2 separate regions of the Homo sapiens genome follow, and region 1 is linked to region 2. The links are chromatin loops, found by intact Hi-C in ENCODE. Cell type or tissue: GM12878. All regions are shown on one strand.

Region 1 (2,500 bases), 98 kb before region 2:
AATTATTCTTCCTTCTCATTCGAAAGCATTGGGAGGGAAACAAATAGTGCCGGCCCTGTGCAGGGAGGGAGAAGGTGTAGTTTCCTCTCTCCACTCAGAGGAGCGGCAGCCCATTTGGGAAAGAGATGAGAATCTGGTGGTGGCCGTTTCCTCTGCTAATTCTTCAGGCCAGAGTATGCTATAGGCTGGGGTAGGAGTGAGAGGGGGTGTGGGAGTGGAGCAGCTCCCTAGCAGGGAGGAGTGTTAGCACAAAGAATAATTCACAAGCCGACTTTAATTCTTGGTATCTTTAATAGTGAGGCATGGTCTAGACTGGGTGTGTGGGTGTGTCAACAGAGGAGAGGAAGAGAGAGGGGCACCTGAAACAAAATAGTAACATCTCCTTTGAGATCAGAGCCTTTCTGCTGAAGTTCTCCCTGCCTTTCCCCCAGGATTTTGTCTGAGGCTTCTTCTCTGGAGAAATTTGGAGCCCCCAGTTTCCTAGAAATGGTCTCCCATGTGGTACCTGCGAGTGTGGACCAAGGGCTGCCCGCCCAGTGTGGAAGAATGACGAGGTGCTACAGGCAGAACAGATGAACTTGGCCAAGAGGGAAGAGGAACTGAGACCCTGAAAACATTGAAGTCAGGGGTCACAAGCTCAGACACGTAAACTAAATAAAGCTGGCTGGTGTCAGAGGGAAAATACTATAGAATCTTTCCTATTTGTTTAGAAATTCTGGCTCTTTCAATGTAGCATTGCATTTTCCCACTTACGGTGGGAATATGGGTCCAGATAAATATTTCTATGCGCGTGTTAGGAAAACAAAACTCTTGGCTTCTGTACTGTGGATCCAAATCCCCAGGGTGGGGAGGCGCTGTGTAGCTCAGAGCAGGCTTGTCCCGAGCGAAGTGTGGGTGGCTGCTGCTGGGCTCTGATCCCTGCAGGAATGGGGGTGAACTGAAGCCAGCACTCCTGATTTGATGAGGGAACCTAGCAGTCTGGACTGTCATGGGAACTCTTCTAATATTTGAATGTTGGTTCAATTAAAAACAAGAGCACAGCATTGGAGACCAAAGAAAATACACCAGATGTGGCCCTTAGGCCACTCTTTTTTGAAGTCTGCATCAAACAAAGTTTCTCCTTTGTTCCCCAAGGGAGGTAAGATAACAATTTCCTGTGTAGGCTGAGCCGTCCTAGAGTGCAGTGGTGCGGACACCTCTCCCTCACCAGGGCTGGTCATACCCCACAGCTGCTCTTGTGAGATAATAAACGCATACAGTCCCCTGGGCAGTTCCTAAGGAGAAGTCCAAGGCTGCAAATGGTTCTGCCATTTCATGCATCCCTTCCACTTCTCCCTAGTTGAAAATTCTTCTTGTCCTGAAGGTACTCATGGCCAAAGGCAGCTCCAGCATTTCTATTTAGAAAGGATTTAGGGCTGACAATCTGGTTGCATGGAAGGTGGAACTTGAAGCTGCCTTTACACAGTGCTTTATAATACTGATTGAGAAAAGGCTGTAAATTGTCCTTATCACACTATGAAGAGAAAGCTGCCTGAGGCCCTCATAATATCTCCATCTCCCCGGTGGAAACATTCTTAGCATGCGATCAGAGACACAGCTGTTCCCACAAGGGCATCAATAAATGAGCAGGCTTTATTGTGGTATCTTTTTCTCAAGAATAGTTGTATCCTTGCAATTCTTTTAAGCCAAATGAATTCATCTTTATTAGTGAAATGCTGCTCAGGGCACTCTGTTTAAATCCTTTTAGGATTAAATACAAAGACCGGAGATCACTCACCAAGCCAGTTGGATCCAGCCTCTGCTTGCCTTGCCGCTCCGACCTCACACAGCTCATCCTTCCCTTTCATTGAGTGGTTTTTAGTTTCTTGAAGGTGTGACACTTTCTCCTTTTAGTGTCCCTTGATTTAGCTGGCTCCTGCCATCGTTCAGGCCACTTGAGATGTCACTTGCTCTAGATTGTCCTCCCTGCCCCTCCACCCTCTGCCTTGGGGCTAGATGCCCTTCCTCCATGCCCTTTCAATCATACCCTCTGATTGTGTTACTGATTGTGATCCTACTGCTCTGATTGTGATCCTACTGCACTGTTCAGCCTGCTGCAAGACAGGTTGCTCCAAGAAGCAGAAACAGAGTCATAGTCAGGAGCAGAAAAGATTGAGGAGAGATTCTGAAAAGAAAAGAGGAGCGCATCCATGTTCTAGGGCTGCCACAACAGATCACTATCACCTTGGTGGCTGAAAACAATAAAATTGATTATCTTGAAGTTCTAGAGGCATTCAGGTTCAGATGTCCATTATCAAGGTATCAGTAGGGCTGCATTTCCTCCAAAGGCTGGGGGTGGGGTGGAGAATCTCTTCCTTTCACTTCTGGCCGCTCCAGGCACTCTTTAGCTTGTGGCTGCATCACTCCAGTCTCTGCTTAGGTGGTCGCATGGCTTTTTCCTCTTCTCTGTGTCTTTTTCCTCTGTGTGTTTATCTTATTAGAATACACGTGATTACATTTA
Region 2 (2,500 bases):
AAACCCTACTCCCAAGGGATGCCTGTTTCTATTCTTGTGAGTGGTTCATTTTGGTTCTTTCTCTTAGGTTGAGATTAACTGGTGATCACTGGTTTTATTACATATGAAAACTTTCGGCACGGTCTTTACCGAAATGGAGGAAAAAAAGTGATTCTTTCTTAAGTTCTTTGGTTAGACTATTCAATAGGCACATTTTTTGTTCTTATCTAATATGGCAGTCTAGTAAGAAAATTGAGGAAAAATGCAGGATTACTAGCTCCCCATGAACCCCTTTCCTCCCTCTGCCCAAGTCTTAACTATACAGCATCACGATGTAAATGGAGGTAGACAAGGAGAGCACAGATGACACCAAAGCAATGCAATCTGAAACTATCAAAAGTTCCACTTCTCACACCACAAACTCCTTTGTTGGTTAGTTGTGAGTGGGTATTTATAGAACTAGCACTGTACTTTCATTTTGAGACAGCAGCTTGCTTTTAGCCTGAGCAATAATTAGATAAATTATTCCCTTCACTTCAGATTATTAGTGACTAAAACTCTGCCTAGAGATTTTTGAAACTTTGATCAGCATAAACTGGAAAAACAGTCACTTAAATGCTGCAAGTGATTTTCCATCTTGTAGGAGGTAGAGATATCAATAATCCTGCCAGGGTAGAGTCTCTCTTTATCAGACCCACCAGCCAGGTATCTTTTCACAAATGTAAAGCAAGTACCTACCCATTGCTTCTTGCTGGAAAAACAAAAAGAGGAAAGTATCAAGTTACCATCAAATGGGATGTTGTTCAGACTAGAAGCTCATTGTTCTGTTTGGAAATACAAACTGTGTGTTTGCTAGAGTCAGAGCTGCTTCTCTGCATACTTTTTTGGTCCTGGGGCTTGCTTTTTTGGGTCCAAGCTGAAGAATTGGATATAGAAAAGAGAAGAAAAGCATGAGATCCAAATCTCATGCTAAAGGAACTGGATGGAGTTTGGCACAGCTTAGCTCAGACTGGACCACTGCTGTCACATGCACGTTGTTATTTGAGACTGAATTACACAGAATGCACTGATGTTGGACTCTGATATGCAGTGATGTAATTGTCATGTTGAGGCCTACAGGGCAAGGCCACCCCCTAGTGGTAGGGGTTGGGATTGCTTCTTATGGAAGAAAAAATTACCACTGAATCATTCCAAGAAAAACCAATTATATCATGATTAGGTTAAACCTTAAATAGCAGTGGCTGAAATACACAAGGGTGTGCTTCTCTTTCTAAAAGGACATCTAGAAGTAGGCATTCGGAGCTATTCAGGTAGATCCTTGTTTCCCAAGGACTCAGGATTCCTTCTTCCTGCTTCATTAGCCTCAATGAATGGCTTGTTCTCAGGGTCACAGGATGGCTGCTGGAGCTCCAGCCATCATATCCACATTGAAGCCTAGAAGGAAGAAAGATGAAAGAGGAAAAATTAATAGCATGTGTGAGTGTATGTGTATTGGAGTGAGACCTCCTCACTGATTCTCCCTTTAAATAGCTTTTCTGACATTCCCCCAAACACTTCCACAGCTGGCTGAGGAATTGAGAAATGAAGCCTGTTATCTGGGCACTTTACCCTCCTAAGTAAATCAGGGTGCTTTTTACTAAGAAAGCGGGGGAATGAATGCCAGGCAGCAGTAGTAGTTTCTACCTCTCTGGGAAGCCAGCCTGAAACTAGAGGGACAGAGAAGTCTTTTCTCTCTCAAAGCCATTTGACAGCTGGGCCCAAACTTTCTGGTGGCAGACATGTGCTGGACTCTCATGTGGAGCTGGACCTGCTACTGAGAATGGCTCTGGTAGGTGTGTTTCAGGTAGCTGCTTTGCCAAAAGTTGAAATTACCTTTGAGGCTGAGCTTTCCTTCCATTATCCATAAGCCTTTGAAGAAGTTTTGTTAATTGTCTGGTGGTGATATGGTTCGGCTGTGTCCCCATGCAAATCTCTATCTTGAATTATAGCTCCCATAATCCCCACATGTTGTGAGAGGAACTAGGTGGGAGGTAATTGAATCATGGGGGTGAGTTTTCTCGTGCTGTTCTCATGATAGTGAATAAGTCTCATAAGATCTGATGGTTTTACAAAGGGGAGTTCCCCTGCACATGCTCTCTTGCCTGCTGCCATGTCAGACGTGACTTTGCTCCTCATTCAACTTCTGCCATGATTGTGAGGCCTCCCCAGCCATGTGGGACTGTGAGTCCATTAAACCTCCTTTTCTTTATAAATTACCCAGTCTTGGGTATTTTATTAGCAGTGTGAGAACAGACTAATACAATAAATTGGTGCTGCAGAAAGTGGGGAGCTGCTGTAAAGATACCCAAAAATGTGGAAGCAACTTTGGAACTGGGTAATGGGCAGAGGTTGGAACAGTTGGGGCTCAGAAGAAGGTAGAAAAATGTGGGAATGTTTGGAATTTCCTAGAGACTTGGAGGGCTCAGAAGATAGGAAGATGTGGGAAAGTTTGGAACTTCCTAGGGACTTGTTGAATGGCTTT

The links. Hi-C counts contacts between places; a loop is a spot of excess contacts. Peaks named below come from ENCODE experiments on the same cell type or tissue, not always from the same donor. Only the 100,000 strongest peaks of a DNase experiment are listed, where the experiment ranks them.
Region 1: a loop joins it to region 2, with 2.4 times the contacts of the local background. A loop is called at or near these places in 3 of 110 quality-filtered maps.

The regions. Positions count from the first base shown.
Region 1 is chr10:91,102,630-91,105,129 of GRCh38, reverse strand. It overlaps LOC105378429 (a long non-coding RNA gene), which reads right to left and starts at 1,990. Exons shown (of 3, transcript XR_946203.3): 1 at 1,778-1,990. RefSeq lists an enhancer at 1,288-1,337. In GM12878, no CTCF peak of the experiment used is centred here; a DNase peak (open chromatin) is centred at 1,200.
Region 2 is chr10:91,005,058-91,007,557 of GRCh38, reverse strand. The region is part of intron 1 of LOC124902479 (a long non-coding RNA gene); the gene reads left to right. Among named protein-coding and RNA genes, the nearest start is that of LINC00502, 40 kb to the left of the region's middle. In GM12878, a CTCF peak has its summit at 1,108 (motif pointing left); DNase peaks (open chromatin) are centred at 387, 1,107 and 1,867; H3K4me3 peaks cover 901 bases; H3K27ac peaks cover 2,436 bases.